Regions from separate parts of the Mus musculus genome. Here regions 1 and 3 are each linked to region 2. Evidence: chromatin loops called from intact Hi-C (ENCODE). Cell type or tissue: left cerebral cortex. All regions are shown on one strand. Links, peaks and the distances in the headings refer to the core of each region. The heading gives the core; the rest is flanking DNA.

What was found. Peaks named below come from ENCODE experiments on the same cell type or tissue, not always from the same donor. Only the 100,000 strongest peaks of a DNase experiment are listed, where the experiment ranks them.
Region 1: a loop joins it to region 2, with 6 times the contacts of the local background. A loop is called at or near these places in 3 of 42 quality-filtered maps.
Region 3: it touches region 2 in a loop (5-fold over the local background); 3 of 42 quality-filtered maps call a loop at or near these places.

The regions. Positions count from the first base shown.
Region 1 is chr8:45,694,288-45,704,805 of GRCm38, forward strand. All of the region lies in intron 2 of Sorbs2 (sorbin and SH3 domain containing 2), which reads left to right. Among named protein-coding and RNA genes, the nearest start is that of Gm30635, 21 kb to the left of the region's middle. In left cerebral cortex, for the core only: no CTCF peak of the experiment used is centred there; DNase peaks (open chromatin) are centred at 4,890, 6,015 and 9,523; H3K27ac peaks cover 2,244 bases.
Region 2 is chr8:45,589,513-45,600,030 of GRCm38, forward strand. All of the region lies in intron 1 of Sorbs2 (sorbin and SH3 domain containing 2), which reads left to right. It overlaps Gm16351 (a long non-coding RNA gene), which reads right to left. Exons shown (of 5, transcript XR_003947381.1): 1 at 7,177-10,518; 2 at 6,809-6,904; 3 at 4,156-4,272. Among named protein-coding and RNA genes, the nearest start is that of Gm16351, 10 kb to the right of the region's middle. In left cerebral cortex, for the core only: no CTCF peak of the experiment used is centred there; DNase peaks (open chromatin) are centred at 4,411, 7,115 and 8,706; H3K27ac peaks cover 1,194 bases.
Region 3 is chr8:45,709,562-45,720,079 of GRCm38, forward strand. All of the region lies in intron 2 of Sorbs2 (sorbin and SH3 domain containing 2), which reads left to right. Among named protein-coding and RNA genes, the nearest start is that of Gm30635, 36 kb to the left of the region's middle. In left cerebral cortex, for the core only: no CTCF peak of the experiment used is centred there; DNase peaks (open chromatin) are centred at 4,938 and 6,078; H3K27ac peaks cover 379 bases.

The DNA.
Region 1 (10,518 bases), core at 1,666-9,665, 110 kb after region 2:
CAGACTGAGTTTACTAACTTCATATGACTATGAATCTGTACAGACTAGCTGTGGTATGCAATGGATTCACAATAACAAATGCGTTTGCACAATTTTCTCTCAACATTTTTTTTTCATCTTTTGGGGAAGTGAATACCAAAGCTTTGTAATGAACAAAAGATACCCTGATAAAGTTAGGCTTAGCTTGGTTATATCTCACTGCTATTTTGGTGACTGTGCGGTTGACAAGCAGATCCCACCCACCTATTCATTATAACATTTCTCTTCTAGAGCCAGAATAGGACAGACTCATATACCATTCTGATCTGGGTGCATTTCTTCAGAAGGTATGCTGCTCTCATGGGGAACCTTGGTGGCCTGGGCTTACGGTACTGGGAAGAAGTTTAATTAGTCAAAAGATACTGCAGTGAAGTTAAGGATATAAGACAATGGAGAAAAGAATATACACCCACCTTGATCTCTCCTTGACCTCTACTGCTATAATTCCCAGAAGAAGGACTACCGTGAGATTTTGCACAGACAACTGTTTTTAAGCTGATTCAGAAAAAAACCCCTAGGGGACTGCAGAGGAAGGGAGGGAAGGACAGAATCTCAAGAGAACTTTCTTTTTGCTTAGTGATTGTGTTTGTTTACTTAGGGCTGCTAGGGGTGGAACTGAGGGCCTTGGGCACACTACACAACTCACGTGTACTCTGTCACCAACTCACATCCCAAGCACACACGATGAAATCTCTTGAGTGGGTTGTAAAAACAATGAAGAGTAACTTCATTCTACCCTTGTCCTAAAAGTGTTTTCATTCTCATAGAGATGCCAGCCAGAAGAAAAGTATCCCCGTCATCAGGCATTGCCCAGACCCAGCTTCCTGCCCACTCGGGACAGTGCAAGGTTGTCAATTACAGATGGGGCAATATTTATGAAATAACATGCCTAGTTAGAGATCGACTTCAAATAATGTGACTTGTTTCACTGAAAGGCCATTTGAATATCTAGTACTAACTTCCTTCTGACCTTAATCCATGTTTGTCATTATAGACTGTTAGAAAATACAATACATATTGTAATTGCTTGATTCCTCCCTACCAACTTTAGAGGACATGAACGGCCTGACCTGTCTTCCACTCAAATAGAACATGGAGATAGTCCAGTCGTGTGTTTGCCTTGGCCACCCTTTTCCACAGTGTGGAGTGGGGCATGCATCTCAACAACAAAACTAAAACCAAAGCCAAAACCAAAACTAAAAAAAGAAAAGAAAAACATAAAAACAAAAATCCCCCAAAACAAAAACAAAACAAAATAACCAAATAAACAAAAACAAACAAACAAACAAACAAAAAACCAGAATCCGCCTCTCGGGCCTTTTTCAACATCACCAGTTTTACATTTTCTCCCTATTGCTCAGTACTGCAAATGTTATAACCCAAAGCCAAGCATTCTCCTCTCTAGCCCTTTTTGATTTTTTTTAACTTTAAAACATAACTTCTTTAGCTAAAGAGCTTACTCACACAGTAGCTGGTCTAACAAGACTCCATATTAAGGAAAGACTCAAACACTTTGAACATCTAGTGAGTAATTGTGAATATATATAAGGTAAAGAAGAAACCGCCTGTACAGATTTAGGTGACTTCTGAGATATGCCTGATGTTAGCCAGGCCTAAGCTGCACTGGTCCCCACACTCAGGTGGGATTCAGACATCAAGATCATGTCACAAACTTCTCCCTTGTTAGTGACCGCATCACCTTTCACCTCTAAGAGGACTCCCTCACGAAAGAAGAGTCATGAGGTTTTTAATTTAATTGAATTTGGTTCATAATTCCAAAAATGTTTTCTTCATATCATTAATGATCTGATGTACTACTTTTAAATTGTTGGAAATTTGGAGAATATGCATCAGTATTCACTATGTATATTGTATTATATAACATTTTAATATTCAGAGTTTACTGAGACATATTTCAGTGGTGATGTTATAAAACTCTGTGGGTTATTTTCAATGTTAAAACATCTTTGTTCTCGTTACTTGTTCGTGCAACCATTCCATGATACTCTCTGCTTGTTAATGACAGTGCCTGCCTACCTATAACTTCTCAGTAGGTAGAATACACTTTTTTTTTTTTTTTTTTTTTTTTACCATATAGACACTTAGAGTTAACACTTTGAAGGCCTCCAAAGAGCTTCTAATACAATTTCATGGTTTTTCAATCTTGGCCTCCACTGGGATCCAGAATTGAAAATGGGCAGAGACCTCATTTCTTTGGGGTGTCACTACCCCATGCTTCTTGCTACTAGGATCATCTTGCTTGCTTGCTAGCTACATGGCTTCCTCTCTCTCTTCTTCTGAAATTGCTTATATAATACACCACTGAATAATATTTCACAAATTCACCTTCATATACACACACCCAGTGTTGAGTTCCTTAATTTTCATATCCCCTTGGGTTAAATCAGAGTTGAGTCCTTGAGTTGCTAATTGACAAAAGACTCCGAGTCTATACTTCAGCCAGATATTAGCTTTCTAAGGCCATTGAAACAAAGGACAATAATTTGGTAACTCTGTTATCTCCCAATTCCCAAGTCTAGAACACTAAAATTAAGGAGTTAAGAGGGCTAGGTTGCCTCTGAGACTGTTTTAGGGAAAATTCCTTCTTTGCTTCTACTAAGGCTCTAGTGACTTCTAGCAATTCTTGGCGTCCCATGACTGTGGTGACAAGATCATAGTCTCTGCCTCTGTGATCACACAAGTCTTCATAACTGTCTCCACATCAACCTCAAAGTCTTTCTTGCCCTCATTCCCCCTTGATAATAGTCATTGCATTTAGGTGCCCTACTCAGTTAACTTTGTATCTATAAGGATGCTACTTCTAACCAAGGCCACCTTCATGGATACTGAGTGCTATGAATGCTGATTTCAGCATACTTTCTGGGAAGACACAACTCATCCAACCATAGTGACTATTAGACATGGAGTCTCACCAAGCAGACAACAGCTTCAAAATATCTCCTGCAAGTTCAAAGCTTCTCAGTCTCAACATTCACTTTCCTCCACGCCCAGACAGCGAATCCACTCTGTAGGAGCTAGGGAAAAACGTGGGCATCTGTTCCAAGTTATTTGTAAGCAGAACTAGAATACAGGAGAGGAGTAGACTAATAGTCCCTCAGTATCACCCAGGCACTTTGGTTCTCAGACAATACTTGAACTCCTAAAGAACATACAAACATCTCCCTAAGACATTTTCCTAGGTGCTATGAATCTCCTTGTAATTGGTCCCTTTGTTTTTAATTATTTCTGTCATACTTCAATGCCATTCCTATTCACACACTCTATCTGAGATAATCCTCTAACAGGATGGAGTTTCCTACATCCTAACATGTTCTTTGATTGCCTTGACTTTGGAGAGCAAGGAAATGCCCTGGAATTTTTTGCTGTCATGAAAACAATTTAGAAGGTCGTTGATCTCCACTGAATTTTTCCATCTTTGCTGATGGTTTATTTTGTATAGGAAAAAATTTACTTCCTCCATTGTAAGTCATTGTTTTTACATGTGCATGCTTTTAAAGGAAGATCACCCATGGGGCACAGGTATAAGATTGTGGGATTTGTTTGCCATTATTATAACCAATACTAGTCTGTGTGCTAGTTTTCCTGAAGCAAAAAATATGGATGGGTGGTTGAGTGGGTGGATGGGCAGATGCAGAGACAGACAGGTAAATAGATGATAAATTGATGGTAGACACAGAAAGAGAGAAAGAGAGAGGGGAGAGAGAGAGAGAGAGAGAGAGAGAGAGAGAGAGAGAGAGAGAGAGAGAGAGAGAGATGGGTAGATGGATAGATAGATGGGCTTACAGATATTGGTAGGTGACAGACTGACAGTACTTCCTAGTCTTTGATTATTGTAACAGTTTTTAGTATAATGACAAAGAGCATCTCACTGAAAAATGAATACCAAGAGGCTTAATTAGGCATGACACTGAAAATGTATTTTATAAATATTTTGCTAAGTCGATAGGATAGGAAGTGATTAGTGAGGTGGTTGTTTTGCCTTATGCTGCTTTTAGAGCCCATTGACATTCCTCATCGGCATTAACCATCTGACATGTTTTCCACTTGGAGGAATAGTCTGTTCTGAGTTCCAATTCTTCCTCTATTTCCAGTGTGCAGGCCGAGAGTCTCTACTGGAATTACCAGGATGACACTGTGCACTCAAGCAAACCCTGAACATCATTGAAAGGAGGATTTTTAAATTAACCATTTGAGTTTTCCAAACTCTAAGCCCTTCTCAGTGTGTGGTCACTTGGCCACAAGAAATCCCTACAAAACAGATAGGACCGTGAGTTGCCTTTGTCATAATAGAAGAATATTGACCAATTTAGTGGTCTCCATAGGAATGTTCAGTATAAATATATCCACTGATTGTCTTTACATTACCGTATCATTGTGTCAGGAAGAATAAGATTGGGTAGAATTTTGAGCTGGGACAGGAAGGAATCTCTTCCCAGATCCATGATAGTTAACATCCCGCCATCCCCTCCAAAGGCACAGCTCCAATGACCTAACTTCCTCTCGCTGGTCCCATCTCCATCCTTCCTGTTTACTCAGAGACAAGAAGGCTAGGACTTGCTGCCCAGCTGCACAAGCAGTGATGTGTGTAAGTAAAGCCCAGATCTATGCAATCCCATTATCTCTAAGGTAGGGTAAAGTTGAGCTTTTTCAATTTTCTAGTTCTGAGATACCCAGTGTATAGCAACTGCTGCAACCAGGATCCTATGCCAACGGCTGGAGCAGTCACACAAGGGTTCTCTGACATTTTAGACTCAGAGGGACTAGAATGACATTTTAGTCACTTTCTGAAGGTTGTCTTGTTAGTGACAGAAATAACTGAGTTACTGGTATTCTCTAACAACTTTCTGCATGCAAATGCTGCTCTTATTTTACAAAATAGCAAGTGCTACTGAAGCATATGACTTAATACGTTTTCTCTGACACCCTGATGGCATCGTTGTTAGTCAGATTGCCATCTTTATGACAAAATATCTGATCTAATCAACTTACAAGGATCTGTTTTAGTCTGTGGCCACTTGCCCTGTCAAATGCTCAGCTGCAGCTGAACATCAGGGTATTGAAACATGCAGTGGAGGAAGTCTGTTTACATCACAGAGACCTAGAAGCAGGGTAAAACAAGTGGGGGGAGCTTTGTGTCCCAGTGTCCTGTCTCAGGCCACCCCATCCCACCCCACCCCCGTGACCTCACTTCCTCCTACTTGGCTCATCTCTTCAACCTCTTCTTCCATTTCTCAGTAGTACCATAGGATGCTGACCAACTTTTTATCTGATATGCCCTTGGGAAACATGTAAAGGCCAAACCATGAAGTGTCCATTTGAGTGATATTTACAAACAGATAAAAGGAAGATGACTTATGACTTTTAAGTGACAGTGGTGGGTCCGCATCCTCACAGAGAAGTCTCCACTGCCAATTCAGGGCTCTATCTAGTGAATGACACCAAAAAAAAAAAGAGCTCTTCTTTAATATAAACTGAATGTGAAGGAAATAAGTACTTGAAAAATTGCAGCTCACCATCTGGGTGACAAATGTGTATTTGGGGATACTTTTTCTTTTGATAAAATTAATGTTGATGTTTTAAAAATTCAAATTATATTCTCAATATTAGCTTGTATATTAGACTTCCAACCCAATGTTTTTACTATTTCTCCGTAGCATGAAAGTATTCTTTGATAACAAAATTCCATTAGCTACAGAGGAAATTAAATATATAAATTGTAACACCCCTCAGGGTAAAATACTGAAAGCTAGATATTTTCTAATGTTAAACATTGAAATTCTTAACATTGAGTATGTTATATTTCTCTGAGTTCCCCCCAAAAAAGAAATTATGTAAGTCCTACTGTACATGAAAGCCCTGCGCCCGACCATCCCCACCACCACCACCAACATCACCACCACCACAGTAGATTGTGATCGGTCTAAAACTGAACAGAACCATCTGGAGTGTGAATGGCTCATCAGACTAAGGCAAGGCAAGTGAGAAAGTCCTAAAGCCCTCTCCCAGGAAACTGAAGATCTGCCCACTCCCTGTGCTCACAGACCAGAGACAAGAACTGGGCTCTGAGACCCTGGCTCCCAAAGCGGCAGAACTGTGACCATCATTTGTCAGGTTGGAGAGGGCTGGCCTAAACCAACTCAGGGCAGACGAGAGACACCCTTCTCTTTACTTATTGAGGAAATGGAATGTGGGGAAAAATCTCAGATGGAAATACCGTGATAGACCACACGAAGGAGTGCTGTGCGTGAGGAGAGCTTTTCTTAGGGAGAAATGAATAGAAAGTCAAAGAGAAGGCTACACCTACCCAACCCTGTATCACCACACTGGAGCTCAAACTTTGGGTCTGGCTCATGCTAAGTGAGCTCACTACCAGCAAACAAAGTCCTCAGACTTTTCCCCCACCTTTTTTTTTAGTTCAAGACAGGGCCTCCATAATTTGCCCAGGCTGGCCTTGAGCTCACTCTTCAGCCTGACCAGACTTTGAACTTGAAATTCTTCTGCCTTGGTATACCAAATAACTATGATTACAAACATATAACACTCGTCCCAGGTTCTCTTTCTTTGTCAACTCTATATACTTAAAGATTTATTTATTCTCTTACACTCTCGCCTCTCTCTTGCCTCATGCCACTTGATCCCCCTCTTTCCCCATCCCCTCCCCACCCCCTCCACATGGTCATGGCCGGCCTCCACTTCCCTACTCTCTCCTTCTCTCTGCCTTTCTCTGCCTCTACTACTCTCTTAACTCCCCTCCCCATGCCCTGAATAAACTCTGTTCTATACTATAAAATAACAAGATTGATTTATTTATTTTATGTATGTGAGTGTTCTATCTGCATGTATTCCTGCATGACGGAAGAGGACATCAGATCCCATCATAGATAGTTTTGAGCCACCATGTGGTTGCTGGGAATTGAACTCAAGACCCCCAGAAGAGCAGCCAATGCTTTTAACTTCTGAGTCATCTCTCCAACGTAACAGTTTTAAAGTATATGTTCCCTGAACAAAGTTTTATTTGCTCAATACTGGGAAGACACACTTTACCAGATAAGAAAATAGAAGAAAGGAAAATAAGAAAGTTTCTATAGCTCTCTCTCTCTCTCTCTCTCTCTCTCTCTCTCTCTCTCTCTCTCTCTCTCTCTCTCCACACACACTCATGTGTGCACGTGAAGGCCAGAGATTAAGCCAGAGTGCCATTCCCACAAATACTGTTCACCTCCTTTGAGACAGTATTTGTCGTTGGCCTGGAGCTCACCAGTTAGGTTAGACTGACTGACCAGTATATAAGGCACAGAGCTTTACCTGCCGTCTCCACCTCCCTGGCACTGGGATGATAGCATCTACCATCACTCCTGGTGTTCCTACTTGCTGGGGACCTCACCTCAGTTCTTCATGCTTTCACATCAGGTGCTTTTCAGACCAGGCTATTCCCAGCCCCTTATTTTAAGGGTATTTGTTTGGTTTGAGGCATGTTTTTGTTTGTTTGTCTTTTACTAGTTGGTTCTTCAGCTCAGAATGGTCTCAAACTTAATACAATCTTCTCCCATCCTTGAGTGTTAGGAGTCCAGCTTTCAGTCATGGTGTCTACCCACACTCTATTATCTGTGGTAAATGCTCTACACCTGTCATCTAACCCTCACAGCAACCAGAAGCAAGTTAAGTATTCTGTCTTATTGGTCTGATTTTACATCGGAGGTAGGAAACGTGGGAAGCCTGACTCTGTGTCTTGGGTGACGTCTTCCCCGAGAACGCACTGGTGAGGTCACTGGTCAATGCTGGCAAGGGACCTGGTCATCAGACCGACTTCATCCCAGGCCAGATAGACATACTGCTGGGATTTGTTTCTGGTCTTTCTTTTGCCAAAGCATCAAAGCAGTGTGACTTAATGAACTGCTTGATTGACTGTTTAAGACACCGGGGAGGTCTCGTAAGAGCCTGGGGAATGCCGTCATCTTAATTTACTTTTTTTCCTGAGCTTAGAGTCACCATGAGTGAGTTTAGGATTAGGGAAGGCTCTCTGGTTGGAATAACTTGTGTTATACTGTGCTTCAGTTTGTAAGGATTTGGTGAATAAAGGAGACATTTGGTCAACCAGATTTAGCCAGGGCGTGGCTCTTTGACCAAACACTAATCTTCCCAACCCTTGCGTGTCCGTGGTTGAGGCTGTAAGGAATGTTTCTCCGTGCACATACAGATCCGCTCAGATTTCTGGTGTCAAGCACAATGGTGTATGCTGACCTAGCAAAATATTCTCAAGACATTCCCATCCACAAACTCTTTGCCCGGGGAGGCAGGTTGTTTATTAGCTTGGTTTTCTTTTGACAAGCTAAGCTCCTATCTGAGTGAGAGGTAAAGACAAAGGTAGAAACCAAGGGAAACTGAGGCCAGTTTCCCTCAACAAATGTAGACCCCCAACCAGTGGGAATCACAGCCATCGTAAGCATCTATAAGACCTTGGATCTTTGTAACCGAAGACAGAACCTTGATGCCCCCCTCGTTCTACCTGCATAGATGAAAGACAGATTTTTTTTTTATTGAACAGCCCAGTAATCTCTTCAGAAGTTATTTCATCTGAATGTACTAAAGGCCAAATAATTATGTTATGCATGTAAATTGTAAGCATAAGGCCACAGCACAAAGACAAGTTAATCTCTAAGTCAATCATATTCCCTAGACTTAGTCATTAGGAAAAGTACCAAGTCTACCCTGAGCATATTCTCAGACAAACATTAGCCAGTAGTTCACAATGGTGATCAAGGTGTGTTTTCTTGGATTTAGTTACTTCTTCTGAACCAGCTATTCATCTTGCTTTACATTAAAATGTAGGATAAACATATTTTTTTATCATAAAATAAGCAAGCCAGGGGGCATTTTGGGAAACCATGTTTGTTGTATCGTCATGATTTAATTACCTCAGTGAGCAATTTGCTTCCTAATGAAGACAGTCTTGTTGAAAGAACTTGTTGGACTTAATCTCTTCAAACATTTCTTTATTCATCATGCACCCCAATGATCTGATAAAAGGTCTAGTTTGGGGATTTGACAACAAACCTGCTAAGATTCCATTAATTTAAAAATAAAAAAGCACTGACCTATCCAAGTAAACTTCGCTCACTATAAATGCCCTACACAGAAGTACCAAAAACACCAGCAGATTTGCTAAATTTTTCTAATGTTTACTTCTATGTATTTTTACCATATGAGGAGACATTACCAAAGTCTGTTGACCCTGCATTGATTTGGCTAGCCGTCATGGCTATATAAACAAGAGGACATCAGCATAAAAGGTGGTCTTTCCTTGATATTCTACCCATTTTTCAGAAAGGATGAGAACATATTTTGCTGAAGCTACTTTGATCCCATCAGTGCTGCCTGAAGTGACTCACTGGGTAACCATGGAAACGGAATCAAGCAGTGAGAAGGGATGTGTCTGTGTGGACTGTTTTGATGCCCTGGCCTCTGTGGAGATAATCTATTAGGGATTCCTAATCTGTCCCCATGCTTTCAGGTTTCCTCTCCTTTCACACTTTTGTGACTCTCTGTAAAAGCCACAGCAAGTTTAAAAGAAGGCAACTGAACACTGTACCCTCAGGACTTGATGTTCTTTCCAGAAATGTGTCTCATATTTAAAGATGTGTGCTCGAATGTCCTAAAAACGGACTCTCCTCCCAGATCCATTTCTCTCCCGTCTATTTCTGCAGTCCTGGTCCAGGGCCAGGCTCTCATACTATATTTATGTCACTCTATTTTTTCCTGTGTCTCTTTTCATAAGGTTTTAATATATTAATACTTACAAAGAGAAGTATTTAAAAAAAAGCAAGAAAATAAGCATCTATCTCATTATACATTAAAGTTCCATCAAATGTGTGTATGTGCACCTCTGTGTGTGTGTGTGTGTGTGTGTGTGCATGTGTGTGTGTGTCTCTGTGTGTGTGTGTCTGTCTGTGTGTGCATGTGTGTGTGTGTGCATGTGTGTGTGTATGTACATGTGTGTGTGTGTGCATGTCTGTGTGTATGTGCATGCGTGTGTGCATGTGTATGTGCATGTGTGTGTGTTTATGACACCTTAAGTATGGTTTTCAAAGCTGCATGTACTACTCTAATGCAACCTGACAAAGTTCCTATCAAGCAAACTCTATAGATTATATATCTATGGAACATGAAGCTTCTAAAAGGGGGCCCTTAAATTTAAAGTCAAGTTATAATACTCTATTCCTTCTGTAGTAAATATATAAGACATATAGTAACAAAAATCTAAATAAAATATGGCCTCTGCCCCTGAGAAGCCATGTACACCATGAAGTAAGGCCAGATGAGGTGATACAAGCCAAGGCTGCCTCATAGTGAAAACACATTTATTTAACTCATCATGTTAAAATGAAGTCAATCTCTGCCTCCAGGCAAGGAGCTATTACATTGTATGGGAAGGAAGGCATTCGGGACTACTTCACAATGTGC
Region 2 (10,518 bases), core at 955-8,954:
TAGCTCCTTCATTGGGGGCCCTGTGTTCCATCAAATAGATGACTGTGAGCATCCACTTCTGTATTTGCCAGGCACTGGCATAGCCTCACAAGAGACAGGAATATCAGGGTCCTGTCAGCAAAATCTTGCTGACATATGCAATAGTATCTGGGTTTGGTGAAGAACTCAAGAAGCTGGACCCCAGAAAATCTAATAACCCTATTAGTAAAAATGGAGTACAGAGTACAAAGAATTCTCAACTGAGGAATACTGAATGGCTGAGAAGCACCTGAAAAAATGTTCAACATCTTTAATCATGAGGGAAATGCAAATCACAACAACCCTGAGATTCCACCTCACACCAGTCAGAATGGCTAATATCAAAAATTTAGGTGGCAGCAGATGCTGACGAGGATGTGGTGAAAGAGGAACACTCCTCAATTGCTTGTGGGATTGCAAGCTGGTACAATAACTCTAGAAATCAGTTTGGCGGGTCCTCAGAAAATTGGACATAGTTCTACCAAAAGATCTAGCAATACCTCTCCTGGGCATATACCCAGAAGATATTCCAACTTGTAATAAGGACACATGCTCCACTATGTTTATAGCAGCCTTATTTATAATAGCCAGAACTGGAAAGAACCCAGATGTCTCTCAACAGAGGAATGGATACAGAAAATGTGGTACATTTACATAATGGAGTACTACTCAGCTATTAGCAACAATGAATTTATGAAATTCTTAGGCAAATGGATGGATCTGGAGTATATCATCCTGAGTGAGGTAACCCAATCACAAAAGAACTCACATGATATGCACTCACTGATAAGTGGATATTAGCCCAGAAACTTAGAATACCCAACATACAATTTGCAAAACACATGAAACTCAAGAAGAAGGAAGACCAAAGTGTGGATATTTCATTCCTCCTTAGAATGGGGAACAAAATACCCATGGAAGGAGTTACAGAAACACAGTGGAGCTGAGACAGAAGGAAGGACCATCCAGAGACTGCCCCATCCGGGGATCCATCCCATAAACAACCACCAAACCCAGGCACTGTTGCTTATGCCAGTAAGATTTTGCTGACAGGACCCCAATATAGCAGTCTCTTGTGAGGCTATGTCAGTGCCTGACAAATACAGAAGTGGATGCTCACAGTCATCTATTGGATGGAACATAGGACCCCCAATGGAAGAAATTTAATTAATTAATTAAATTAAAATTAATTAATTCTTAATTTTGCCCAGATTACAAAAATTTTACCTGTGGATATGAGAGGGTGGGACAAGTATGAAGTCTGACGGAAGGAACCAATCACTTCTATTGTACAGATTCCACAAGCCAACCAATGGCATCATGATATTAACACATAATTATTTTCTATTTTGCCACAGTTTAGACTTGTATCATTAGGATTTTACTGGAGGAAGTGGAAATCCACAGGCTAAGGAACTTGACCTATAGACAATTTTTAGATGCTATTATTGGGTCTCTGTGGAGAAGGCTAAAACTCAACAGAGATAGTAACATGGCCAGACCAGGTGACTATGTGGGAGAGAGCAGAGTTCAAATCCAGCCTGGCCATGAGTCCTATGATCTTTGTGATGCATGACACTTCTTTTTATTCTAAACTAAGAGCACCCTGGCTAAGAACTATGAGTTAAGTGGCAGAGACATGCCTCAGTGGTTAAGAGCTTTGTTATTCCTGTATCGATATCCAGTAGCCACATATAGTGGCCCACAACTGCTTATAACTTCAGCTCTACAGGATCAGACACACTCTTCTTGCCTCTTCAAGTGCTGGCACACACCTCTGCACATATGTTCACACAATCATGCACATATGTGTACACATCAATAATAAGCACTTCATTAAAGTAAATTTTTAATTTTAATTTTTTTGAAAATCAGTGTTTTAAAAGATGATTTAAGTGGATGTTAGATTAAAAGAGTAGTAGAAGTTAATGTGAGACATACACTGGTTTGTATCCTCGTGTTTACTTAACTTTGGTTTTCTTTTTTTTTTTTTAAGGAGAGCTAAATGTGGACAAACATTGCAATGTTGCACACTGAGATTCATATTTCACTTATGGTTACTAAGTATTGACTATGTGCCTGCAATTACAAAGGCACATTAAAATGTGGTGTGAGTCATCCTACCAACCAAACAACCAAAAATGGTGCCTGGTTGTCTTTTAATATCAACTAGACCTTACTGCAAAAGACTAAGTCCAAATGGTATCCTAATGCTGACCTGGTATTATTCCACATACACCTCACTTCTGCAAGCCCCACAGAGTGCTCAGGTATGATGGGGGCTTTGGTGGCCTTCAGACTTGTGTGTGCTCAGTGACTTCTCGCTGGAGAAGACACCAGGCTTTTCATCCTGCTGGAGTCCTGGGTGATTTTTACCACGCCTCCATTTACCCAAGAAAACCAGGTTCTCTCGGTGCGCCTGCAGAAAGTGCTTCTTGAACTGTTTGTTTTTCAGAAAAGGAAAGTTGTTCCCAAATCAATATGCTTAAGGAAATGGAAAGCCCTTGATTAGCAGCCAAGAGGCCTCCTAATGAAATGACATTTCCCTCCAGGGATTTCAAGTGGTTAATGGAGCCTGGCGCTCTCTGGGTAAAGTGCTTGTGCTTGCTCTGTGCTATGCTGAGCTCTGCTATTATAAACACCAGTACCCCATGAAAGTGACCCCAAATAGGCACATTTGCATGTGCATGTGTGTCTTTAGACAAAAAAAAAAAAAAAAAAAAGAAAGAAAAATGTCTGTATTCATAGCTGAGTTCTGTGGCTACAAGTACATTTACTATGTGAACAAACTCAAAACAGTTCTCCATGAGCCTTCAGAGAGTGGTGGCCAGTTATCAACCTGAAAATACTAAATGCTCATATAATACTGAATGCATGGAAACAATAAGATTAGTACTGTGCCCTGGAGAATTTTAAGCAGGTGGTTCTTGGAAAGATATACAATCTCTGGTTGTTTTTGTTTGTTTGTTTGTTTTCCTGAAGGAAGTAAACAGAACACGGTCTATATGATGACAAGGTTTAAATATGTTTATAAATATGCAAGGACATCATTCTTGGTTTTTCTGGTATCTTCACATTATCTCTGTGTAGAAAATGCCTTAATTTTAAAGCTCAAAATCCCATAGAAACTAGCAGAAAACATCTGAATATTGTAGAAGAATTTTCTTGCATCCAAAGAAAGGCGAGAGACAATCAGAGACTGGCAAATTTTCTCTGGATGGAAATTTTCAATTCTTTCCTTTCCCCTAGTCTCTTCACCCACCTCGGAAATAGAGACACTATCTCCTAAAAGTGACTACAGGTAAATCTGATCATTTATAATCACAGTGTATTTCTTGACTGGAACTTTAAAGAGGAGAATCTCTTTCATTCTTCCTTCCTTCCTTCCTTTTTTCTTTCTTTCTTTCTTTCTTTCTTTCTTTCTTTCTTTCTTTCTTTCTTCCTTCCTTCCTTCCTTTCTTTTCTTTCTTTCTCTCTCTCTCTCCCTCCCTCCCTCCCTCCCTCCCTCCCTCCCTCCCTCCCTCCCTTATTTCTTCCTTCCTTCCTTCCTTCCTTCCTCCCTCCCTCCCTCCCTCCCTCCCTCTTTCTTTCTTTCTTTCTTTCTTTCTTTCTTTCTTTCTTTCTTTCTTTCTTTCTTTCTTTCTTTCTTCCTTCTTTCCTTCCTTCCTTCCTTCCTTCCTTCCTTCCTTCCTTCCTTTCTCTCTTGTTTCTCTCTTGTTTTTTTTAATTAGATATTTTCTTCATTTACAATTCAAATGCTATCCCAAATTTCCCTTATACCCTCCCCTCACCCTGCTCTACAGCCCACCCACTCCAGCTTCCTGACCCTGGTAGTCCCCTGTATTGGCGCATATAATCTTTGCAAGACCAAGGGCCTCTCCTCCCAATGATGGCTGACTAGGCCATCTTCTGCTACATATGCAGCTAGAGACACGAACTCAGGGGGTACTGGTTAGTTCATATTGCTGTTCCTCCTATAGGGTTACAGACCCCCTTCAGCTCCTTGGGTACTTTCTCTAGCTCCTCTCTTTATTTTTTTTTAAATAAAATTACAAATAGGAAACCATGATCTTAGAGATATCTTAATGCAGACTTCTTAATTACTGAGAAAATAGAGGCTTTCTAAGTTTATCATACCTCTGAAGAGCTTTTTTGATACATCTATAGATGCCTACGGAGGCCAGGAAATTTCATGATCTGCTGGATGCTGGATGCCCAGTAAAGCAGTGTAGGTGTCAGTCTGAGTCTGAAGGCCTAAGAACAAGAGGAGTGACGTCCAAGGGCAGAAGACAGATGCTTCCATAGAAAGAGGAGAAGCGAATCCACACTTCTCCTTTGCTATATCAAGTCTCTGAACAGATGGGTGCTGCCCACTCACACTGGCGAGGTCCTATCTTCTTCACCCAGTTTACTAAATCAAGTGCTGATCTCTCTTGGAAACACCCTCACAGGCATCTTCAAAAAGATTTACCATCCATCTGGGCATCTCTTAGTCCAGTCAAGTCCACCTCTGAATTTAACTATCACATGTTCTGAGTATAAATACAATGGAGTGTGACGGTCTCGAGCACAGGCAGTTGGAACATGATTAATGCTACTCGAAGGAGAGGAGGCAAGGCAGGTTTGTTTTGTTTTAAAATATAACTCATGACATGACATCATCAAGTCTTTCATTTATTTATTCACTTTACATCACCATGTCAGCCTCCTCTTCTCCTAGTACCCCCTCATGCAAGTTCTCTCCCCATTCCACCTTCCCCTTCTCTTTTGAGATGGGGAAGCCCCCTCTGGGTGTCACTCACACACACACACACACACACACACACACACACACACACACACACACCCCATGTTGCTTTGGAACTAGGTGCATCTTCTCCCACTGAGGCCAGACAAGACTTCCATTTAGGGTTGTGGGATCCACAGACAGACAAGCAACAGGCTCAGAGACAGCCCTCCTTCCAGTTGTTGAGGAACCTGCTTGAAAACCAACCTGCTCATCTGCTGTATGTGTGCAGGGGGCCTAGGTTGAGCTGGTGCTTGCTCTTGGGTCAGTGATTCAGTCCCTGGGAGCCCACAAGGGTCCAGATGAGTTGACTCTGTTGGTATTCCTGTGGAGTCCCTATCATCTTTGGGTCCCTCAGTTCTCTCAACTCTTCTGTAAGACTCCCCAAGTTCCCTCCAATGCTTAGGTGTGAGTCTGCATCTCTTTTCATTGGCTGCTGTGTGGAACCTCTCAGAGGACAGTTATATTAGGTTCCTGTCTGCAAGCATAACAGAGTAACAGTAATAGTGTCAGGGATTGGTTCGTACCCATGGGATGGTTCTCAATGCAGGGCAGACATTGGTTGGCCATTCCCTCAGTCTCTGCTTTACTTTTTCCCCTGCACAATTTGCAGGCAGGACACATTTTGGGTAGAATTCTTTTAGTTTCTACAAATAGAGATATCTCTTAGATTACATTTATCTGAAGGGCAATCATGACATATCAAAGAGCTATGAATACATTTGCTTGAGTTTTGACATGGTTGAAGAAACTCTTCTCATTCTTTCCAGACGCTTCCTTGTAAAAATTGTTAGCTTAACATTGGGGTTAAGTCAGTGGAGCAAAATCTTAGGTTCCAACATGGCTTCTCAGCGTCGGAAAGATGCTTTGGGGACTGGTGGCAAGCAGATGGCTCAAGGTGTACATTTTTTCCAACTCAGATATCACTAACTGTGTATCCCACACGAGAGTCACGTTTAGCATTCCCCCAGATTTGAAGAGGAAGTAGAGAGTCAGTCATTCCTGTAAGGAAAAAAAAGCTCTCATGGGAATCTTCAAATCAGGTCTGCCTCTCCTTCCCATTTATATCATGGAAGGGCTTTGTTTTATCAGAAGCCAGAGACCAAGTATGAATTAGCATTGCCACAATCATGGAGAATGTTAGGTTTGTACAATTGTAGGAATGACCATGGAGGGTGTGGATCAGAAAGCCACGATGAAACCCTTATGCCATTTAGAGCAGACTTTGTTGGCCATCCAGTTGTTCTTGTGATTTTAACAACCAAATGCCTGGCTTCTGTTTCCTGGCAATCTAGATCTGCTCTTTATTTCTTTTTTTGGTCTTGATAGAAATTAAGTGGTCTGGCCATCACCATCTCTCAGTCCCCTGTGAAGAGAGCCAGATGGAACAAGGCTCTTTTATATTTGAACATTCATCAAGAATTGAAATAATATGAAGACCCATGCCTGCCCTCAGGGAGACATGGCATGCTGAGCTACTCTACAATGAGAGGTAAAGCATCAAAAAAACCAAAGATAGCATTAAAAAAAATTAATTTTAAGAACATGTGGGTTTATTTAGGAGAAGGAATTTTAGAGCCTATTATTGAATTATCCCGACACTGCACCAAAGCACTTTCATTTCAGAATCTCAAATATGTGTATTTGAGGGAAAGAGGCAAACACCGATTCCCCCTTAACCCACAGCTTAAGCAGTCAATTCATAACGACACTTTGAATTCATGAATCATCTCCTTGTCACTTGAACTGAAATAATGGAGAAAGACTTTTTCCATTAAGGTAAAAAAAAAAAATCCTACTTCAAATATACCATGGGCTAAAAAGTCTTTCAACAGCTCAAGCCAGAAACCACAGTAGATCAGTAGAGGGCTCTTGTTCTCTGGAATGAACCCAGAGTCAACAGCAGCATGCCAAGGTACAAAGACCTCAACCAATTCTGGAGTAGGAAGAAGATGCTCTGCCAGCCTGATAGGGCCCTACCCTAATGGGGTCCTGAGATGGTACCTCACATTCTTCAGGATCAGCCATTCAAGTGGTCCTCTCAACATCACTTGAAGGCCACTGTCTGTTTCAGTCCATCATGTTGCTGAAAGACGATGCCTGAAAAAGCAGTGTAAGGAAGGAAGAGTTTATTTGGGTTCACAATTTGGGGGTTCAGTCCACCATATCATCAGAAAGTTGAGGCAGCTAGTCACATTGTATTCACATGTTATGAGGGAGAGAACACTGACTACTCTTGCCCAGTTCTTTTTTTTTTCTTTTTCTTTTTTTCTTTCTACTTAGTCTAAGACACATGCCCACAGTGCTGCCCACATTTCTCTCCTCAGTTAGCCTAATCTAGAAACTCTCCTATAGACATGGACAGAGCTTACTTATTTTAAATCCATCAAGTTGACACAAAGATTATCCAAGATCAACAAGCTTTTTCTAGACCAGCTTGCAATGGTCTCATCTCACTATGAAACAACTATGTCACAATCATCTCTATGCCACAACTATGTCACAATCGTGTGTATCTTTGATGAAGCTACAGCAGTAAACATGCTCGAGAAAATATGTTCCTCTGGTTCCTCTAGAGTCTTCTTAAAAAGTCTCAAAGCAACTTCAAAATGATTAGAACATATTTACTGTAGAAATGAAGGTTAAGCTTCAGGTCCCCATCCAATCCACCTAATTGTCAGATGAGATATTTAAAAGCTTTTTTTTTTTTTTTAATCAGGAATGCCTATAACAGACATGAAAAATTTGGGTTTGATTCTGAACAATGAAAATTTTCACTTATGCAAGGGTTATTTTTCTAGTTTTTTTTCCAAGTTCATCTTCATAAATTTATGCAGAATCATGGTGGTTATTTATATGACCAATGTTTTACCAATACAAAGTTTAAGACAGTGTGTTATGATTTCATGAGGTCTAAATCATCGCTTGGCCAGCCACTCCCATTTCTCTTTCTGTTCCACAATATTATAGTTCCATGGCTAAAGGCATTTAGTGGTTCTTGTAGGTTGACCAGTATCCACATGCCACAGCCCCTTCTCCAACAGTGTTTATAAAGGCCTGAAGCACACAAGAACCATTACACACTTGGCGTCAACCCTAGAGCCTTTATAAAAGAGAGGGGGGAGGGAGAGAGAGGAGAGGGGGAAGAAAGTGGGGAAAATGGAGAGAAGAGGGGAGAATGGGAGAGAAAAAGAGAGAAAGAGAGAGAGGGGATAGAGGGAGGGAGGGAGAGAGAGAGAGGAGAGAGGAGAGAGAAAATAAAAAGGAAATCTAAATTCTCTCCATCTCCATTCCAGGACACTCATGTACTCTGACGATTCCTAAGCCTCCAACTTAGAGTGTCACTGCTACTGAATCCCCAACTTTAATTGAAGTTGGCAGATAGCACAACAGCAAACTATGGTTTGGGGATCACGTGGAGATTCTTAGTTTTCTGGAGAATTTAGAACCCACGCCAGACCACCTCCAAGTTTTCAGGAATGTAGTAAGTTATGGGATTCCAAAAGATCCAGTTAGCTCTCATACAGATGGCAGCCTACTTGCTGTTTGAGGAGAACAGCCATCCAGAGGACCAGAGAATGTCACTGAGTAGTAAATTGAATAGACCAGTTCAGTACCAGGTTTGGTCCTTAGGACAAATATATTTTCAGACCAAAAAAAAAGATATTTGAAAATTTTTGCTTATTGTTAATGAAGTCCATTTCTGCCTCATGAACATATCTCCTTAGATGGGTGCCTGGTGCTTCCACAACTTAGTCACCAGCTCAGGCGCTAGTGTACAAATTCTTGCTCTGGAATGACTCATTGCTAAGGTTCAAGTCGTCACATTCCTTATGGAGTCAAGGTTACTATAATTGTCACTGCTATGTCCAGCAGCCTGGGAAGGGCAATGGAGTGAAGGGAATGTCACACATGCCATCATAAGTCACTCCCTCATCCTTCTGTGGGGATCTGGCTGGAACCTAGAGAGGTGAAGGAGGAGTTGATCTGTCTGGCTGATGTAGACACAGGGACCACAGCGGCTTCAAGAATGGAATCTGAGTTGAGATTGTCCACCAGGACGCATGTGAGTGGCTTTAATTTATGGCACCAACATTTTGGCACTCAGCAGCCACCTCCATCCCAGGCAGAGCGCGATACCGGTACATCCATCCAAAAGATACTGCAGGTGTTTCCAGAGGGAAACCAACTTTGATCATTCCTCCCAGACAGCAAAGAAAGCCATTTCTTTGCTAGGTAGAACTAGCAAAACTCAAGTTTTATTTCTTATCCCTTCCCCCACCAAAAATTATTATTGTCTTAAATATAGTGCAGTAGAAAATTAAAATACAAAAAAATTAAAATACTGTCAATATTATATCTATTACCAAACAGAAGATAAGTGTAAATTCATAGAATAAGCTTCGTCTAATTGTTTTGGTCCATATCCCCTTTTATTATTATTTTTTAAAGCATCCCCCACAGTCATTCTTTCCACACACAGGCATCCCTGGGATCAGGGGCCTACCATGAGTTACTTTCCGATATCTTGGTTGTCATCCTACAATAACAGTTTGCCCAGTCTTACTTTCCTAGTTTTTATTACACATGTAGAATATATCATTTTTTTTGGCTCTCAAAATTAAATATCATAAATAAAAGCATTAAACACAGTGTTTTTGGAGACTCTGGCTCATCCACAGCAACTCCCTCCTCTGCTCTCTCTCTCTCCCAAATGTTCCTGAGTTTGAACACTGAATTAGATAAATAGCAGTCTGTCTCATCAGCAACAGACTCATCCTCCCCCCGCCTTGCTTTCTGCCTCATTGACTGTCTATTATCACTCTTTTGCCTTAGGCTTTACCAGGGAGATTGCTCTCAGGAAGATCCCTCAGGCTTTCGTGCCTTGATCTTAGTCATTTTAAAGTTTATCCAGCACCATCCAGGATGGCAGAAGCAGGCAGATCTCTGAGTTAGAGGCCAGCCTGGCCTATAGAACGAATTCCAGGACAGCCAGAGCTATACAGAGAAACCCAAAAGCTAACAAATAAAGTGCTAAAGTCAGGTTTATAGACACATAATTAGGTGATGGAGTTGTGGTGCAGTTGGTAGAGTACCTGCCTAGCATTCAAGAAGCCCAGGGGGTTGGATTTCTAGTACAATATAAACCAGGTATGGTGCCAGAGGATAGGAATTTAAGGTCACCTTTGGCCAGGTAAACAGTTAGAATGTAGAATGGACTAAATGAGACGCTACCACAATAATAAAACAAGCAGTACAAAATTATAAACATGTAATTTATAGACATTCATTCTTTTGAGATGTAGATATAAAATTTGAAATTTGATTAAATCATGAAACTTCTAGCATGGAAAGATTAGAACATTTTATTGCTCTATAAAAACAGCCTTATAACCAATTATAGTAAGTTTCCACCCTACCCAACAAACTCCATATAAGAATTTTTCCCCCTTTCTAGAATGTTTAAATTTTTTGTTATCATACACACTTGAAAGTAGACAATTAAAGCTAACATAGCCTTGATCATGGAATTGTCTGGATCAGATGAGCTCGTGGGCCTGTCTGTAGGGAACTATCTTGATTATTAATCGAAGCTGGAGACCTCTTCCCACTGTGTGTTCCACCATCCCTAAGGAGGTGGTCCTGGGTTATGTTAAAAATCTAGCTAAGAATAAACTGAAGAGCCAACCAGCAGGCACAATTTCAACATGGTT
Region 3 (10,518 bases), core at 1,104-9,103, 120 kb after region 2:
CAAGAAACTTCATCAGGCAACACTGTTACTTTGTGACCAGCGTTCAGAATGGTTTTGTTCTGAACAATTTGTTATTTGCTGTAGAATCTCCCACAGAATCCACAACTCTTTCATAGATATCAATGGTGTTCATGTGTATATATGACTTGGATGTTCAAAGTATTGTTTGGGCCAGGATCTAAAACAAAACAAAACAAAACTAAACAACAAAACCACATCTTTTTTTTTCCCCCTACATTTTGCTAAAAAGAAAAAAAAAGAAGCTTTGTGGGGCAGGGCAGGGAGAATGCACTCTTCTCACATGAAAAGCTTGCTGAATCACTTGGAAGTTGAGCAACATAGGCCCTAATTATAAGAGACTGTAATTCTAAGAAGGCCACAGTTGTCTGGCACGGAGCAATTCCTCGAGTGATTTACTTAACCTCTCCGAACAACAGTCTGTTTTCTTTCTGGCATACAGGAAGATCTGGGTGTTTTCTTCTACTTTACTGTAAAACATTTCGTTTTGTTGAGGTCATGGCCTAGGGGTGTTGTCTGGTCATAACAAAGTAAAATGCTTTTTCTCCACTATGTTTGCTTCCCAATCTCTTATATTTTGCACATCTGGTCAAAATTCTAGTTGAAAATGACCAAAAGGAAAAGGTAAGACTTCCACTGCCTGCTCCAAAAACTTCCCTATCTGGGCTTCAAAACTGGCCCTGCCACTGGCTGTTGTTCTTACGGGAAGTTAAGAGAAAGGCCCATCCCTCACCATGGTGATCTTATCCTCAGAGGGACAACAAATCAAGCATTCCTCTATCACAGCTCCAGAGGAGGAGGAGGAACATTACCTTTGTCTTCCTAGTGATTACCTTCGGGCTCATACTGTCTTCTCCACAGTCCTACCAAGTAGGAACCTGTGGATCACCGCAGTGTGAAATCGAGAAGCCTGACGCCAGGAGGCAAACTAGAGTGTCTCTAGTCATGTGGAGCCATGACAGTGCTGTGGTCAGAACCTAAACTTTCATAGCACTGGTTCAATGTGGCTAATGTCACACTCCCTCTCTTCAGGGAATGGATTAAGACCTAGGTCTTCTCAAGGAATGTATAGTTTGTCTGTCTGTCTGTCTGGATATCATAAGGCAAGGAGAGGGAGAGGGGAAGGAAGAGAGTGTAGTATGACCTGGGACCACATCAGAGACAGTAATTACATCTGCACCTTCTGTTAACTGACCATCTGGTCAGAAGTATGTCTAAGTCAGTCTATGGCAGTTTAAATCAGTGATTCTCAATATGTGGGTTGCAACTCCCATAGGGATCCTGTACCAGATATCCTGCGTATCAGATATTTACATTACAATTCATGTATATGAGTACACTGTAGCTGTCCTCAGACACACCAGAAGAGGACATTGGATCCCATTACAGCTGGTTGTGAGCCACCATGTGGTTGCTGGGAATTGAACTCAGGACCTCAGGAAGAGCAGTCAGCAGTACTCTTAACCACTGAGCCATCTCTCCAGCCCCTACATTACAATTCATAACAGTAGCAAAATTACAGGTATAAAATAGCAGTGAACATAAAATTCTACAACATGAGGAAGTGAGTTGCAGGATATTTGAACAAGCTGTGAACCCCAAGATTGTGTTATTTACCTGAAGAACCCGTTTCTAGTTGTGGTTGGCTCAGCCCTAGTACACACCTTTAATCCAAGAGCTTTCTGTTTACTGTAAACAGGAGGATTAAATAAAGTCAACCATAGGCCAAGAGTCGGAGCCAGCAACCAGTTGACAGGAAGTGAACATAGGAAAAGAAGACAGAGAGCAAGAGGGAGTGGGGAGGATAGGTAAAGAGACACACAGGAAGTAGAAAGGAGGGACCTGGAGGTTAGGGATTTCTGAGCATGGTGGAGAACTTCCTTTGGGGATATCAGCTGAGGAGGAAGGTCAGCTGGGTGCTTTCTCTGCCTCACCCCAGCATCTGCCTCCCAAGCTTCTCTTGATAAAATCAAATGTTTGAGATTTTGTTAAAAATGAACGAACTATATCAAAGGGTCACAGCATTAGGAAAGTCAGAAAAACCACTGCTTTAAAGGAAAATGAAATTCGGTATAAAACTGGGGACGGTTTCCTTATAATGAGGCATAAATATAAATTTAATAAGAGTGCTCGAGTTTTCTAGCCTCCACCTGTGCTCATACATTTCTTGTGGCTAAAAGCTCAGTTACTTTTCGACATTAAAAGCCACAGAGGCGTTAGCGAGAGAAAGCTTTGTTGCCCACCATGTGAATAAAGATGCCGGTAGTATAGGGCTAGTGTACCAGCCTTGTGTGACTTTTCCTAGGTGATGTAAACACCTAGTCACTCCATACAAAAAGGGCAAGGATAGACCAAAAAAAAAAAGGGTCCTAGTGAAGTCTTTCTGGGTTGCTGGTGAGGTTACTGGGGGTAATTTCAGGAACGTGGGTGACTTTTAAGGAACTGAAGCACCAAAAGTCTCATCCTAGACAAAATTGATCTCTTATATAATCTCAGAGAAGAGGGGAACCCCAGGAAGACTTTTGGTGATTCGTGAAGTCTTCGGAGCCTACTAAGCCACTCTACCTCTGTGGTGGAAGAGGCCTAATCTCATGGGCCTTTCACTCAGGTCACCACAGTGGCTCCGTTTCCGGGAAGGGGGTGGTTATGTCTGACCCAGAGCAAGCAGGCAGCTGGACAGTTGGCAGGCCCTCCTTCATGGTTTTAGCTCTGCCTTTTTTTAAAAAAAAAAAAAACAAAAACAAAAACAAAACAACAACAACAAAAATCCCTCCCTTTCTCTTTTGGTCCTTTTGGGTCCCACTTAAGACCCAAACAAAGTCTACATTTGACATTCTACCCAGACGAAAAGGACAAAAAAATAGGCAAGCAGGACCTTTCCTTTAAAGAGTGTAGTCTCTTGAAAAAGGCCCGCATGACGTCCTCTCAGGCCCACTGGCTAAAATGTGGTCAACAGAACCTGAGAACTGTAACCGGAGCCTGGTAAAGTCGTGAGTCTAGCTAAGATCCCTATAAATAAGAGGTAAGAAGGGAAGGTTTAGGAATCTGAGGATGTTACCTCCCCTGCTGCATAACCTAACTATAATTGATAAGAGACTTTATGTGCAGTACTACTGGGGCTTTGTTTCCAAACGTCAATTAGGAACGTCATTGGGCCGTTTCAACAATTGAAGGAAGATGTCTCACCTTGTCAAGCGCTACTCATTTACAGCTAAACCTAACACCTTCTGCTAAGCTAGTCATAGCCAAATTCAGCTTGTCACCAAGATATCAAGACAAACATTCTTGGAGCATGGGGCTCTAGCCCTCTGCCTTGGTTTGGTTTATTTACGACAAAAAAAAGTAGGTTGAGGGATGGAGTTGCAGAAATTGATCCGTATAACTGTTACTCTAGATGTCATGAAACTGATAACCAAATGCTGCAGAGAAAGGGGAAAATTGTTCAAATCGGCTTAGTATAGAATGCCCTAGCCTGGTGACATTGAATAATTCATTGTAGTGTACACTACACGCTGATTTGAGACTCTCGGTAAAACAGGCAAGACTGCTATTCCATTCTTCCTGGCTTATTCTTGACTTAATTCAGAACTGCAGCTCCTACCTGCTGCTTCCATGGACTAGATAACACTCCAGCCTGCCCACTGGTTTGTGATGTTAACATTACTGCATATTACCTAATGCATTACTCCATTGTCTTGATCCGACAGACAATAGGCAAGGTGAGTTTCTGAAAACCAGATTCTTCTTAAGTGTCTCCGGGCAAGCTTGCTGCTTCATAGAATCTAGCAGTCCATCTGCAGAGAGTTGGGCTCATTGGCAGGGCCAAGTCTGTCATCCAGAGGCCTTCGGTTTGTAGCAGGTTTACACATTGTCAGTCAGTTTTGAGCCAAACTGAGAGGGGATGAGAGCTCACGACGGGCCTTATGATATTATAAAAAAAGGGAGTGTGTCGGAACTCTTGCACATGTTTGACTTTCATTGTGCAAATGAAGAAGAAAAGTGCACACAGGACAGGTAGAGAGTGACCTGAAGGCACCCACCTAATTAAGTACCACACTCTGGACGTCAAGCTCATGGAAAAAAACACTTTCTGGTCTTGACTCTCAGAATAGCATAGTAATCCTAGATGCAGTAAACAGAGCCTTGAACACACACTCAAAACTGCCCAAATTTAGTGACATTGTATGTGTGTGTGTGTGTGTATGTGTATATATATACATATATACCTATATATATAACATGTTATATATACATATATATGACAAATTTATAATTATTAAATAAAGTAGTAATCAGCAATGAAAAAGAACTAATGATGTAGCAAACAGTTCTCAGTTTTCCCTTGGATTTCTCAAACTTTTCCTATATTGGTTAATATAATGCTAATTATATTAATACATGAAGCCATCATTTGAAATTATGTATGATCAATCCTCATACTTGGTTACTATGGCATTGCGTTCAGGGAAAACAGCAGCTTCTGTCTTTTTTTTTTTTAATTGGCCTACTCTTTTTTTATTATTATTATTAGATATTTTCTTTATATACATTTCAAATTTCAAATGTTATCCCAAAAGTTCACTATACCCCTCCCCTCTGCCCTGCTTCCCTACCTACCCACTCCCACTTCTTGGCCCTGGCATTCCCCTGTACTGGGGCATATAAAGTTTGCAAGACCAAGGGGCCTCTCTTCCCAGTGATGGCCGACTAGGCCATCTTATGATACATATGCAGCTAGAGACACGAGCTCTGGGGGTATTATTTGGTTTTATGCCAGGGATCTTTCTGTTGAGTACATCATCTCATCCTATCTTCCCTCTGATCCTCACCTGCTTATGACTGTGGAAACCGATGAAGAACAACATATAGTGGCTCTCTCTATGTCTGCCAGCTAGGAAGCAACTGCCACCTCATTCACTGTACTGTCCTGACTACGAGCAAAGCCAGATGACGTCTCTCGTAAGTGTACACACAGCAAGCAGTAGACTGAGCTCTGGTCTTTTCCCTTTCATGTTTCCTCTCTATTCCTAGTTTAACTCACTTGACCTGCTTGTATTTCTTAGTTTGTGTCACATCCTCTCCATTGACCTAAAGCTACACATATCTATAAGCACTTATTTTCTGTGGTGAGGTACCCATCTTCTCATACCTATGTGTAATGCTGTTATGTTAAGAAATTAGTAAACAACTGGATAATTTCATAAAACTAATAATATATGTTGAATGCAGGACCACAATTGGAGAACAAAACAGCCTTGCTCTGACACCAGACACATTCTTGGCTCTCTGCATCTCCTCCTTTTGTTCAAAACAGTCTGTGTCTTAATATCTTACTGGAAGTAAGTGGGTTTTTTTTCCTTTTGGCATGTTGACAATGGAGCAGTTATGCCCTATAATCAAAGGAAAACATGAACTGGCCATCGCCTAGCAACTCACTAAAGATTACTCCCAGGGAATAATTTATGGGTCTGAGGGTAAGAGCATGCAACGTGTAAGTTCAAAGCCAACAGACCCCACACTTGCTCATTAGGGTCTTTTAATCGCCTACAGGCACATGAGCATGGTTTTTGAATGATACCACTGAGCCCAAAAGCACACACACACACACACAAAATGTCACACATGGGAAATTTCACGTGAAAGAAAGTCAAGAGCTGCACCCTGTTTGGTTTTTTTTTTTTTCTGTTGTTGAAAATCTAATTACAATTAGAAGTCGCTAGTAATAATTTTGCCATTCTGCTGCTGTCTTTGCTAAAGCCTCTTCCACCTTCTTCATGTAAAGAGACATCTGTCACACAAGGGTGGTCTGCGTCACTGCAACCTGGCCTTTCCTGACGTGTTCCCCCAGTGGGCATCGTCTCTGCCCGTGAAGTCTGCTGTACTGAGATCAGTCAATCAAACGAGCTCCCACTCACTCCCAGGAAGCCGCAGCACTCAGAGCCTTAATGAGCCAAAAGAAGGTGCGATCAACACAGACTTCATTCGGCCATCTGTGAGGCAAAGAAACAAATATGGCTTGAGAATACTTCCTTCTGTCTCTCCAATCCATGACTTAATCCAACTCCGTTTAAAATCGTTTATGCAGAAAAACCCTGACTGGGGAATTCATTTGAATGATGACCAAGGCGAAGGAGGATTCCATATTTGAAATAATTTATCCAGGATTCACACCCTTGAAGGCTAGGGGATGTTCACTTCTTGCTAGCAGAGGAGGTTCCATGTTGGCAACTGTGGGTCAGCCCCACTTCTAAGAGCTCTGTGCATTTTGATCCATGAATTATTCCCACAACCCTAAGAGGTGGGCTGCACTGCCAGCCCTATTTCTAGGTGAGGAAACTCTCTCTGACTCAGACAAAGCAAGCGAGGGACTTTTTACAATTACCCATCTGCATATGGCAGAAAGGGCTTTGACAAAGCTGACTGGGCTCCCGGTTCAATGCTACTGCTTATAACCTGGATCAATGGGGGGCAGCATGGTCCCCTACTCCAGTTACTGTTTGGAAACCAAAGGTTGCTGGGATGCTGCCGGTCCTTAAAACAACTCCAGTCTGGCTCATGAGCATTTGCTCTGAAATTCTCTTCCTGTGCCCGCTGTCTCTCCACAACACAGAACATGCACCCATTTCTATTTATTTCTCAAGCAGCAAGACTTCTTCTGGTGAGGGTCTTGCTATGCACTTCTCATTGGAAGCTAAAGAAATGCCTTCATTGAAATGTATGCTGTGACACGCTCCACTGAAATTCATGGAGCAATTAATGTATATTATTACTTACCCACTGGGCACTGAGTATTTTTTTTATTCTTCACTGACACTGTCTTTAAGGTGTTTATACTTAAGGGAAATGTGAATGAAACCATCATTCCGCATGCTCCTAAAGGATTTAAGCTCAGGCTATGTTTTCAGTCAATTATATTTCAAATGATGAGATAATTTTTTTTATGTACTACATAAAATAGTCTTAAAGTTTGTTTTCTAAGGTATTTCTTTTTTTCCCTCACTTATTGGATATTTTCTTTATTTACACTTCAAATGTATGTGCTCGCTTCGGCAGCACATATACACTTCAAATGTTATCCCCTCTCCAGGTCTCCCCTCTGGAAATCCCCTATTCCATCCCCTCTCCCCCTGCTTCTATGAGGATCCTCCCCCACCCACCCACCCACTCTTGCCTCCCCACCCTGGCATTCCCCTATACTGGGGCATCAAACCCCAACAGGACCAAGGGCCCCTCCTCCCACTGATGTCTGACAGGGCCATCCTCTGCCACATATGCATCAGGAGCCGTGGGTCCCTCCATGTGTACTCTTTGGCTGGTGGTCCATTTCCCAGGAGCTCTAGGGGATCTGGCCAGTTGACACTGTTGCTCCCCCACAGGGTTGCAAACCCCCTCACCTTCTTCAGTCCCTTCTCCAACTACTCCATTGGGGACCCCGTGCTTGTCCAATGGTTGGCTGCAAGCATCCACTTCTGTATTTGTCAGGATCTGGCAGAGCCTCTCGTGAGCAAGCACTTCCTGGCACCCGCAATAGCGTCCAGGTTTGGTCACTGTATATGGGATGGATCCCCAGGTGGGGCAGTCTCTGGATGGCCTTTCCTTCAGTCTCTGCTCTACACTTTGTCTCTATTTTTCCTCTTGGGAGTATTTTGTTCCCCTCTCAAGGTATTTCTAAAGTGTAATGGAGTACCTTGTTATTCTGATAAGTTAGAGTCTATAGAAGCAGTCAATTTTATTAGTGTTTATCCTGATTTTAAACTGTCAATAACATTTTTCTTTGTCCTCAATTCCTGTAGGCTATAGTTGATGTATTTCTTTAAGATAAAACAATTTTATTATTTTAAGATGTTTCATTTTTGAGATATTTATATATGTATATGATAACACATAATTATATCTACCCCTCATTTTCCCTTTTGAGTGCCCCAATACCCTTACAACTTCATGTCTTTTTTAAAAAATATATAACCTACTAAATCAAGACTAAGTCAAGTTGGTACTACTCATGTATGGGTGTGGAGCCATTCCCTGGAGTATGTAAAGTCTACCATTTGCCATATACACCATAGAGAATGTTTCTCCAGCGCTTTAGAGACGCCTCTTTGGCTAAAAGTCCTTATTCTTGCAGAGGACCCAGGTTCAATTCCCAGCATCCAGATGGTAGATCACAGCCATCTATAACTGCAGTTCCAGGGGATCTGCTTTCCTCATCTGACCTCTGATAATACCAGACTAGCACATGATACAATACATACAAGTAGGCAAAATAATCGCATAAAAATAAACCAATAGGCGATTCCCCCACAGTTACTGACAATAGCTCCTCGATAGAGGGTAAGGCTTGAATAGCTTGATTCTGTGCAGGTCTTGCACAAACAACTATAGCTTCTGTGAGTCTATGACTGTAATATGTAAAGATTGTACATCACAGAACTCCTCACTGTTCTCTGGTTCTTACAATCTTCCTGTTATCTATGATATTCCCTAAGGCTTGGTGGTAACAGAATTAATATAGATATTATTGTTTAGGGCTGAACACTCAGTCTCCTATCTGTAGCTCTTTGATTTGCTACATATCTTTCCAGTGACTGCTGCTCAAGAAAAAAATAAATTCCCAGACCAAGGTTAAAAGCAGCCTAGGTCTATACATACAAACATGAATATCTGGGAAGCAATTTGACAGCATGACCATTTAGCAAATTATCAATAGCCCAAGGGCCTATGACTTTAGCCAAGGGGTATCAATAAGGATAACCATACCAGGAATTAAATTTCCTCCTATTGAACATGCCTCTAATCCAATCAGACACCATTACCCATAATGGTGATGCCGCCTTTGCCCCTTGCTTGGCAGGGCCTTATTGTAAGCCCTTCCCCAATTTGTTATGCTTTCCTTAGAATTCAGGAGTAGTTTGTGGAGGGAAACGCTGCAGATTGCAGGAGACAAATTTAATGCTGAGATAAAGTTTCCTCAAGATCTTCCTTTTCTGTTTGAATAATCCTACCTTATAGTATTGTAAGAGAATAAATACTAATGATGTTAGTCTTAACATCAACTCTCTCAGTTTAGGCAAATTATAGAACCAACTATTTCTAAAACTAACTATGATTAAGTAAATTCTTTTATTTGCAAATGTTAACATACATTGACGAGAAAACTTTTTATAAGCCTTAAAGCCTATCATAAGACATTCCATTATGATTTATTTACCTTTAACAAGATGATTTATAAGCCCTTTAATCTGTAGTCTCACAATACAGTTCCTTATCTTTTCATAGAATCAAATGTTAGAAAGATGCCATAAGATAAACGCTAAAATCACTGTTTGAGGAATTCAGGTTGCAAGATTCATTGCTTTTTTGTTGTTATCATAAAACATGTTTTTGTGAAGATTTTAGGAGACTAAATGAGGAGAAAAAAGCCTGAAGCAGTTAACATACAGACAGAAGTGTATTAACATTTTACAGACTGCTGTGATTCTGCTGGGTGCTGGCTTAATGTAATCCTGAAGTTCAAGTATGACCTTGATATGCATCAAATATTGGAATCATTGGGTGCAGTGAGAGGCTGGTGACACAGGTTGAAGTTTTGTTTTTGCAAGACACTGCTCAAAAATATCATGGCATCCAACCTGCTGACCTTGTGCATGGTTAGAAGCATTCCTTTTGAAAAAAAATTAAAAGTCTGTTAAAATGCAAATGTGTTAGCTTAATAAGAGACTATCTCATCACTTGTACTTTTAACAAAACCCCAAAAGATTAGATGTTAAGCTCTAACCCCATGCACGTAGCCAATTAACTTATCCCAATTAATGGATGACAGTTGTTATAATTGAGAAAACTAATTTCTCGTTACACTTCAAGATCAGTGATAGTCACTAATATTTCACTTACAGAATTCAAAATGAAGGTCCCAATGGGAAGTGGTAGTTTCGGGGTGCACAGAGTTGTTCTGATGTTAACTGAATTCATACCCTTGGTCAGAATCCAAAAGTAGATCAATTAATGTCTGATTTCACAAATGTAAACAAACAAACAAAAAAGGTAAAAAGTGGTGTTCACTATCAACATGTGGCAAAATTAATTCATAGGCTGCTACTTTAATGACACATGGGGCCACAATGACTGTCATTTCTTTGAGACAGGAATTCTTACAGCCCAAACTATGCTTGAATTTACTATATAATCAAGATGACCTTGGATTTCTGTTCTCCCGACCTCCACCTCCCAAGTTCTCGGGATTATGGGCTTGCATCACTGTGCTCAGCCAATGTTGACTGTTTTTGTTACATCATGGAGCACAGACTCGTTCTACTCTCTTTGAGACTGTCTGGCTCACATCTCTACCACAGTAATATTTCCAGAGTTGCCCTGGTGCTAAAAATGACTATCTCCTTGAACTTCCTAAACGGAAAAGAAACCTTGACTTCAGCACTTCACCGTACTCATTCTTTCCCCACGACTGCCCAGTGTGGAGCCATACCAGAACAAGGGCTTTTCCTC